Regions from separate parts of the Homo sapiens genome. Here region 1 is linked to region 2. The links are chromatin contacts, found by Hi-C or POLR2A ChIA-PET in ENCODE. All regions are on one chromosome and are shown on one strand. The core of a region is the stretch at or near the end of the contact, and the rest is flanking DNA. Distances in the headings are between cores, read along the strand shown.

Region 1 (4,965 bases), core at 1,406-3,905, 270 kb before region 2:
CGTGTATTTGATTGATGTCCTATATCTCCCTAAAATGTAAATGAAACTAAGTTGTACCCCAACCACCTTGGGCACATGTTCTCAGGATCTCCTGAGGGCTGTGTCATGGTTCATTGGGCACTCATATTTGGCTATAATAAATCTCTTCAAATATTTTAGAGTTTGACTCTTTTCATAGACACCTAGTTTTACCTTATACCTCTTAGCCCCACCTTCAATACTTCCTAGAGCAATTTGTCAATCTATTTGTCATTATTGACTTTCTACCACATCCACCTCCTGTTAAGCCAAGTTTAGCCTAAAGCTGCCTCCTTACATACATATTTTAAGTTTGGCCCAAAGGTTTTTCTGTACATTGTGAACTATAACAAGTGGAGGTGTAAACAGACCACAGCCTACACTTGCGCCAGTCACCTGGTTTTGGCCAATCAAATGTAGCCAACTGTTCGAACTGTGTTCAAATAAGGCAATGCCACCATGTAACCAACCCAGCTGTTTCTGTACCTCACTTTCTTTTTCTGCACATCACTTCCTTTTTCTATCCATAAATCTTCCACCATGTGGCTGCACGGGAGTCTCAGAGTCTACTCTGGCTTGGGAGGCTGCCTGTGAATCGTTCATTGCTCAATTAAACTCCTTTAAATTTAATTAGGCTGAAGTTTTTCTTTTATCACTTCTTTTTTTTTTGGAGACAGAATTTTGCTCTTGTTGCTCAGGCTCGAGTGCAATGGCGTGATCTCGGCTCACTGCAACCTCCGCTTCCTGGGTTCAGTGATTCTCCTGCCTCAGCCTCCCGAGTAGCTGGGATTACAGGCATGTGCCAGCACACCCGGCTAACTTTGTATTTTTAGTAGAGATGGGGTTTCTCCATGTTGGTCAGGCTGGTCTCGAACTCCCGACCTCAGGTGATCCGCCCGCCTCGGCCTCCCAAAGTGCTGGGATTACAGGCGTGAGCCACTGTGCCCGGCTTTTTATCACTTCTTTGATATTGTTTCCCTAATTGTTTCTCCTCATGAAACTGTAATGTAACAGCACAGATATACTCTCTACGTGTTTATGTTCTGTGACTCTTTGAAGGTCGCAAACCCTGTAATATCTAAGATCATTTTGTCCCTGCCAAAAAACAGTTTTCTGCCAGGCGTGGCGGCTCATGCCTGTAATCCCAACATTTTGGGAGGCCAAGGCGAGAGGATCGCTTGAGGCCAGGAGTTCCAGACCAGCCCAAGCAACATAGCGAGACCTCCATCTCTATAAGAAATGTTTTAAAACTTAGTGGGGTGTGGTGGCACATGCCCATAGTCCCAGCTACTTGGGAGGCTGAGGTGGGAGGATTGTCTGAATGCAGGAAAGTCGAGGCTGCAGTGAGCTGAGGTTGCACCACTGCACTCCAGCCTGGGTGACAAAGTGAGATCCTGTCTCAAAGAAAAAGAAGAACCAGTTTTATACCCTTGAAGACAATATTACTCCCTGCCCCCATATCTGCCACTGAGAATGCACATCCTAGAGAGAATACGAACTTTGGAATCAGAACCAGACTCAAATTTCTGCTCTGAGATGTGTAAGCTGTGTGATATGTGACATGAAAAAGTTGTTCAGTGTTCTCTCTGATCTTCAATGTTCCCTGTGCTGGCAGCTAAGATATTCAGTGAGACCGCATTACAGCCCAACTTCCCTTCTGCCCAATCCTGCTTTCCTTTTTTCCCTTTCCCATCAACAGATGTTGATGCCAAGGTCACTCCCTGATAAACTTCCTGCATGTTGATCTCTAGCTCAGAGAGTCTGCTTTCTGGGGCACAGCCTTTCACAGTGCCCTGTTTGTCACAGGGCGAACCCCAAAACTGCGGTTCAGCCTGGGAGCCCATGTGGGTTCTTGGTTTTGTGTAGGAAAGAATTCAAGAGTGAGCTGACAGAGTAAAGTGAAAACAAGTTTATTAAGAAAGCAAAGGAGGCCAGGCACGGTGGCTCACGCCTGTAATCCCAGCACTTTGGGAGGCCAAGGCGGGCGGATCGCCTGAGGTCGGGAGTTCAAGACCAGCCTGACCAACATGGAGAAACCTCGTCTCTGCTAAAAAAAAAAAAAAAAAAAAAAATTAGCCGGTCATGGTGGTGCATGCCTGTAATCTCAGCTACTTGGAAGGCTGAGGCAGGACGATCACTTGAACCCAGGAGGCGGAGGTCACAGGTGAGCCAGATTGCGCCATTGCACTCCAGCCTGGGCAACAAGAGCGAAACTCCGTCTCAAAAAAAAAAAAAAAAAGAAAAAGAAAGAAAGCAAAGGAATAAAAGAGTGGCTATCACATAGGCAGAATGGCAGCATGGGCTGCTTGACGGAGCATACTTATGGTTTTTTATTGATTATATGCTGTGTGAGGGGGTGGATTATTCATTCCAGAAAGAGGTGGGGAGTTCCCGGAACTGAGGGTTTCTCCCCCTTTTAGACTCTATAGGGTAACTTCCAGACATTGCCATGGCATTTGTAAACTGTCATGAGCTGGTGGGAGTGTCTTTTGGCATGCTAATGCGTTATAATTAGCATTTAATGAGCAGTGAGGATGACCAAAGTCACTTTCACTGCCATCTTGGTTTTGGAGGGTGTTGGCTTGCTTCTTCACCACATCCTGTTTTATCAGCCAGGTCTTTGTGACCTGAAGCTTGTGATACCGGTCCTGCCGAACTCCTATCCCATCCTGTGACAAAGGATGCTTAACCTCCTGGGAATGCAGCCCAGCAAGTTTCAGCCTCATTTTACTCAGTCCCTGTTCAAGATGGAGCTGCTCCCATTCAAACACTTCTGACATGTTTACTACTGCCTGGCACAGAGGTAGGGCTCCATAAATGTGAATTCTCTCCTTCCTGATTCTGACCAAGATTCCTGGGTTGCCACTTACATTGCTTGTTGGTACACACTCTGGACACTTTCATCTGCTCAAAAGTCACCTTCTTGAAGCCTTTTCTGACTGACTACTTTCCCAGGGGTGGAGAGTAACTACTTCCTTGATGCCCCATAGCATTTCCTATTTGCCTCAGTTAACGTGTCACTGTACTGGCTCAGCACAGACATGGATTGCTGAGTGAACAGGAAGTTCTGCCTGTCTAGCAGGATAATTTTCTGTTGTCAGAAGCTGGGTCCACCACCTGCCTGGTGCCTATCCCAGGGCAAAGAATACGTATCATTTCTGGATTCCTGGCCCTGCCCCACTTTGTTTATAATGTCCCAAAACACCTACTTATGTAAACAGTGCAAGGTTCCAATTTTATTAGAAGCAATTCCACAGAAGGCTTTGAATGCTAAGAGTGTATACCTAGTTGGTAGCCAACTATTTCCAATGCTTTGGGAAAATGGAGCATGATAAAAAAAATAAGAACATAACGGGGTGCAGTGGCTCATACCTATAATCCCCAAATTTTGAGAGGCCAAGGCAGGAGGATCTATTGAGCCCAGGAGTTTGAGACCAGCCTGGGCAACATGGTGAGACCTCCATCTCTACAAAACAATTTTTAAAAATTAGCCATGTTTAGTGGTGCATACCCGTAGTTCCAGCTAGTGGGGAGGCTGAGATGGGAGGATGACTTGCACCCAGGAGAGGTTGAGGCTGCAGTGAGCTATGATTGTGCCACTGTACTGCAGCCTGGGCAACAGAGCAAGACCTTGTGTCAAAAAATAATAATAATAATGATAACATTAAACTTTGCTTTTAGTGATCTTCAAGGGAGCAACCTGCAAGGGTTATGGCAGTCCTTTTCAAACTGGTCCACACAATGGAATTACTTAGTCCCTCCATCAGAGACTGGGATTTCTGATCTAGAGTATGACCAAGTGTATTAGTCTGCTCTCACACTGCTATAAAGAACTACTGGAGACTTGGAAATTTATAAAGAAAAGAGGCTTAATTGACTCACAGTTCTGCAGGCTGTATAGAAGTCATGGCTGGGATGGCCTCAGGAAACTTACAATCATGGCAGAAGGGCGAAGGGGAAGCAAGTACGTCTTCACATGGTGGTAGGAGAGAGAGAAGTGGGAAGTGCTACACTGTTTTAAACAACTAGATCTTGTGAAAATTCACTAGAAATATCACAAGAACACTAAGGGGGAAATCGCCCTCATGATCCAATCACCTCCCACCAGGTCCCTCCCCCAACACTGGGAATTACTGTACAATTTGACATGAGATTTGGGTGGAGACACAGAGCCAAACCACATCACCAGGGTTTTGGAAGTTTTAAAGATACTCAGATAGTTTTGATTTGCAGACAAGCTTGGGAACCACTGGGTTGTGGGATTGCTGGATATTGACAAAATGGAGATAGTGAGTATAGACCACCCTTCTCAAAAGAGCTTGGCAGTGAAGAGATAAAAGTGCACAGAAGGTAGGAGATAAGAGGATACCAGGAAGGTGAGGGTTTATTTGTTTACAATATGGATAACTTGAGAATCCTTATCAGCTGAAGGGAAAAATCCAGAAAGCAGTGGAGACTGAAGCTTCTAGAATAATCCCTAGAGGTGATGGGTCTGTGGCACTAATGAAGAGATTTATTTTATTTTTTATTTTTGAGTCAGGGTCTCTGTGTCACCCAGGCTAGAGTTCAGTGGCACGCTCATGGCTCACTGCAGCCTTGGATTCCTGGGCTCAAGCAATCCTCCCACCTCCGCTTCCCAAAGTTCTGGGATTACGGGTGGGAGCCACCACCCCCAGCAACAAGCAGATGCCTTAAAAAGACACCTCTCCAAGGCACTGGGGGCATCCTTCCCAAACCAGATAGGATTATTACCTTCCTAAATACCCCAATGTCTGTTGCCTACAAAATGAAATAAAAACTCTTTAGTGTAGCATAGAAGGCATTAACAAATAAAATGCATTTTTATTCTCCAACATGCCAAATGTAATTATGTTCATCATAGAAAAACTAGAAACCACAAGGGAATAAAAATAAGTAGATAGACATTACCCACAGTCTTACAGCTAA
Region 2 (5,063 bases), core at 2,562-5,061:
GCCAATTTGGCTGATCTTGGGTGTCTGAACAGCTATTGGGTCCACCCCAGTCCCTTTCAGCTGCTGCTTAATGCCCTGCTCTCTCCCTGGCCCACCTTATAGAGAGCCCAAAGAGCTCCTGTAAGAGGGAGAACTCTATCTGTGGTTTATAATCTTGCACGAGGCACCAGAGTCTCCCTGGGTCTTGTGATGAACTACATTTATCCCCTTTCCTGCCCCAACCACAAACTCTTTCCTTCAAAGAGGGCCTGCCTGGCTCCCTCCACCCAACTGCACCCATGAGACTCGGTCCAAGAGTCCATTCCCCAGGTGGGAGCCAACTGTCAGGGAGGTCTTTCCCACCAAACATCTTTCAGCTGCTGGGAGGTGACCATAGGGCTCTGCTTTTAAAGATATGGCTGCTTCAAAGGCCAGAGTCACAGGAAGGACTTCTTCCAGGGAGATTAGTGGTGATGGAGAGGAGAGTTAAAATGACCTCATGTCCTTCTTGTCCACGGTTTTGTTGAGTTTTCACTCTTCTAATGCAAGGGTCTCACACTGTGAACCACTTAGGATGTGATCACTTTCAGGTGGCCAGGAATGTTGAATGTCTTTGGCTCAGTTCATTTAAAAAAGATATCTATTTGAAAGTTCTCAGAGTTGTACATATGTTTCACAGTACAGGATCTGTACATAAAAGTTTCTTTCCTAAACCATTCACCAAGAGCCAATATCTAGGCATTTTCTTGGTAGCACAAATTTTCTTATTGCTTAGAAAATTGTCCTCCTTGTTATTTCTGTTTGTAAGACTTAAGTGAGTTAGGTCTTTAAGGAAAGCAACGCTCCTCTGAAATGCTTGTCTTTTTTCTGTTGCCGAAATAGCTGGTCCTTTTTCGGGAGTTAGATGTATAGAGTGTTTGTATGTAAACATTTCTTGTAGGCATCACCATGAACAAAGATATATTTTCTATTTATTTATTATATGTGCACTTCAAGAAGTCACTGTCAGAGAAATAAAGAATTGTCTTAAATGTCATGATTGGAGATGTCCTTTGCATTGCTTGGAAGGGGTGTACCTAGAGCCAAGGAAATTGGCTCTGGTTTGGAAAAATTTTGCTGTTATTATAGTAAACATACAAAGGATGTCATCATCTTGTCTGTTTGTTTCATTTTCTATTAAAATGGGCTTCATTTTATCTAGGGATAATAACTTATCTAAGGATAACCTAAGATAAACAGTTATCTAAGGATAATAAGGCTGATGAAATCACCCCATGTGTCTGCCTTACTTCCATGGCCTTATTCCCAAGAGCTAGTCATATGTCAAGATCCTACCTTGCCTTGCCCCAAGGCGGGGTGTCCATAAGAGCAGGTGGAGATGGTTCAAAGAAAGAGAAGATATCATTCATATGGCTGGCCATGTCCAGAACTTGCTGCGTCCTCCACATTTCTAAGCTGTCAGGAGGCTGTCACTTCAACTCCCCTCCCCGATGGGGAAGCCAGGCAGAAGCAGGACTCTCTTTTCCTCCCAGGCCCTGTTTGGCTGGAGGCCAAACACGTTTGACAAGAGCATGGGGGCTGAGGTGGGAAAAACAGGTCCAAATCAAACTGGCAGACGAGAGGCAGGCACAGGTAGAGGGCACCTCAGGCAGCACTGGAAGGGGCTCAGGGGTCTGGAAGGGAGAGAGTGAGAGGCAGAGGTTAGAGCAGGTGAACTGGGAGTGGTCCAGAACTGCCAGTCCAGGAGGGCAGCCACTAGCTTCATGGGGCTACCTACATTTAAATTAATTTAAATTAAATGCAATTAAAAATGCAGTTCCTCAATCACATTGGCCACAATTTTCAAGTGCTCAATGGCTATGTGTGTCTAGTGGCTACCATATAGGATAGAGTCGATATAAAACATTTCCATCACCACAGAGAGTTCTTCTCTTGATTTCCAAAGAGCTCCTGGGTCTTATGCATTGGGTTTAAAAACAAAACAACTATGTCTCGTGTGTGTGTGTGTGTGTGTGTATGTCTCTCTGTCTGTCTGTCTGTGTGCATCTGTGTATAGTCAATTCACTTAAAGGGGCTGGTACCAGATTGGTCGTTTTAAGCTGCCAATACACAAATATATCTGGCAGACTAGCTTTGGGCATAAAGTCAGCTGTGCAGTAGAGAGTACACGGCCTCTACCTTCAGGAAACTTTGCCAGGAGAAAGAGATCACACTTGCACACTCAGTCAACAAATATTTTTGCACCCCTGCTCTGTGCCAGGCACGGTGCACACAGAGGAACACAGAATGACCCCATGGAGAACATGAAATTACCTGCCCAATGAGTGGTGTGGCAGGCTTCTGAGGGCAGGGAGTGATCATCGCCTGGATTGGTCAGGGAAGGTCAGTGAGTGGAAGTAGGACAGGTGTTGGCCTGAGAGTCAGAGATGGATAAGAGAAGGGCCTTTTGTAAGAGGCAGAGTCTGACAGAGGGGCAGCTATCAGAGTGTGGGCTTGAGAACACCTGGGCATAAATCAAGGCTCAGTCATGAGAGGCAAAGTGGAAGGTGGGTTGGGCCAAACACAGGGTCAGCTTTAGGGCCCACTGGCTGTGATGAAAGAGGGTGGGGGGTTACTAGTGACTTCTCAGCCAGAAGTGTCACTGTGTGAAAGAGAGCACAGCCCACTGATTCAGTAGGTGCATAGAAGAGGCATCCAGGGAGGACTTGGAAAGCAGACGCCAACGAGGAACCGTCGAGCAATGGGACACTGCACCCAGCTAGACGCACAGCAAAAGAAGCCACAGAGAGGTTGGGGTGGAGGGACAGGCAGGCACTTCAGGGTCCTTCATTTGTCCCTGCAATAGTCACCAGATCCCACAAGTAGTCACTGCAATGCATTAGGTGACCAGTGGGCACCTTCCGTTCCTGTCCGCAGGGAGACAGACAGGATGATCTGCTCTCCCTCACCAGCCTGGGAGGGGACAGGTCAGAAAAGTGTGGCAGAGTTAAGTTTTGCAGAATGCATAGGAATGAACTAAGTGAAGAAGGGCAAAGAACATTCCTGGTGAGGGAATGGTGCTGGGAAGGCCTGGAGGCGATGTGTAGGAGTTGCTGGAGGAAAGGGGGTGGGGTTCCTCCCCACAGACAGGAGGGGTGAAGGCATGGGCGTTCACTCATGGAGGCTGGGGTGGCCTTAGAGGTCAGTGCAGTGACAGCTAACAACATCTGCCTAAAGAAAACGCAACGGCACAAAGCTGGAAGCAGGCGTTTGGGAGAATTTTGTTCCCATACCCACAGGCACACAGGGTATGCTGAGTTGGGCACACAGGCAGTCCCTGAGGTGGCATATGCCTGCATCTCCAATCTGGTCACCCATTCCTTCCTCATCCCCAATCCCCAGATGAGCCCTAATCCTCATCCCCTCCCACTGGCTCAAGGATCTTAGAGTCCTCATAACATGGTAGATGACCTGACCCACCCTGCCCTCTCTCCTCTCGGCTTGGCCCACGCCTACTCATGTTCCAGGGCGTAGCTCCACACAAAGCCTTCTCTGACCCATGCCTGGCAGCTTTCTCCTTCCTCTCCTGGGCCCAGGGCCCAGTGCCTTGATATTGCGCCCCCTGTCCCAGGCTAACATTCACCCCTTCCTCCAGACTGTAGCCTCCTGCAGAGCATAGGCCATAGGTTTTCCCATATCTGGCAGAGTTCTGTTGGGTAATGTGTGCTTGCTGTGTTGAACAAAGGCATAAAAGCCGACCCTAGCGCAACCCTCCTGCCTCCAGTACTGAAGCCAAAATCCTGAGCCCTTTGACCCCATCCTAGCTGTTTTAGCCTGGGGGCTAGGTAGGCGGCAGAGGTTTTCTCAATGGCAGGGAAAGGAGTAGGATGTGGGTGGTGGGAAGGGCTTAATCCTGGGAGGATCAAGTCCACAGGCACCTGGCAGTGCCCTCATGTCCTCAGGGCTGGGTTGGGGTGAGAAGGAGAGCAGACAGAGGTAATGGTGAGGGTTGGGGGAGGGGATGGAGGAAGGGAAGAGTTCATTGTCCCAGGAACTGCCCTCCCTCACAGAAAACAATCAGGAGCATCAAACAGAATCAACAACATGCATGACTCAGCTTTGAAAGCTATAAAGCAAGCTCGTCTAACCCACCGCCAGTGGGCTACATGCAGCCCTGGATGGCTTTGAATGCAGCCCAACGCTAATTTGTAAACTTTCTTAAAATATTATGAGTTTTTTTGCATTTTTTTAAAGCTCATCAGCTATCGTTAAGTGTTAGTGTATTTTACGTATGGCCCAAGACAATTCTCCTTCCAATGTGGCCCAGGAAAGCCAAAAGATTGGATGCCTGTGCTCTAAAGCCTGCTACTCAGTGTGGTCCATGGGCCAATGGCATCAGCATCATCAGCATCAGCTGGGGGAGGTGGTTCACACCTGTAGCCCCAGCACTTTGGGAGGCTGAGGCAGGTGAATCGCTTGAGCCCAGGAATTCAAAACCAGCCTGGGCAACACAGCGAGACCTTGTCTCTACTAGAAAAAAAAAAAAAAGTTCAGCACCACCCAGGAGTATAACCAGGAGCTGGTTAGAAATGCCCAATCTCGGCCGGGCGCGGTGGCTCAAGCCTGTAATCCCAGCACTTTGGGAGGCCGAGGCGGGCGGATCACGAGGTCAGGAGATCGAGACCATCCTAGCTAACACGGTGAAACCCTGTCTCTACTAAAAATACAAAAAAAAAAAAATAGCCGGGCGCAGTGGCAGGTGCCTGTAGTCCCAGTATTCGGGAGGCTGAGGCAGGAGAATGGCGTGAACCCAGGAGGCGGAGCTTGCAGTGAGCCGAGATTGCGCCACTGCACTCCAGCCTGGGCGACGGAGAGACTCCGTCTCAAAAAAAAAAAAAAAAAAGAAATGCCCAATCTCAGGCTCTCCCAGATCAGCTGAATCAGAATCTGCATTTTAAGAAGGGACCCAGGGTAGTTGTTTGCACAGTAAAGTTTGAGAAGTGTGTGTTTGTGCGTGTGTGTGTGTGTGTGTGTGTGAGAGAGACAGAGTCTCTTTAGCCCAGGCTGGAGTGAAGTGATGCAATCTCGGCTCCCTGCAACCTCCG

What was found. A loop is a pair of places that touch in the nucleus more often than their neighbours do. ChIA-PET counts read pairs that join two places held with the same protein, here RNA polymerase II (POLR2A). Pooled maps may share reads with other maps.
Region 1: a map of PC-9 shows a loop between it and region 2 (18-fold over the local background). The contact joins two enhancer-like sites. A Hi-C loop is called at or near these places in 1 of 168 maps with a recorded cell type or tissue (PC-9) and 1 of 50 pooled maps. POLR2A ChIA-PET finds 5 or more read pairs at or near these places in 2 of 52 experiments (WTC11 and activated T-cell).

Annotation. Positions count from the first base shown.
Region 1 is chr15:80,676,941-80,681,905 of GRCh38, forward strand. No RefSeq gene overlaps it. Among named protein-coding and RNA genes, the nearest start is that of ABHD17C, 16 kb to the right of the region's middle. Within about 2 kb of position 2,656, at least 8 of the 41 ENCODE cell types and tissues checked have a DNase peak (open chromatin) inside an H3K27ac peak, as active enhancers do; they include PC-9, where a contact is called at or near this core.
Region 2 is chr15:80,950,645-80,955,707 of GRCh38, forward strand. It overlaps CEMIP (cell migration inducing hyaluronidase 1), which reads left to right. Exons shown (of 30, transcript NM_001293298.2): 30 at 1-1,127. It also overlaps a transcript of MESD not described here. Among named protein-coding and RNA genes, the nearest start is that of MESD, 37 kb to the right of the region's middle. RefSeq lists enhancers at 2,012-2,984, 2,985-3,956, 3,957-4,929. Within about 2 kb of position 3,812, at least 3 of the 41 ENCODE cell types and tissues checked have a DNase peak (open chromatin) inside an H3K27ac peak, as active enhancers do; they include PC-9, where a contact is called at or near this core.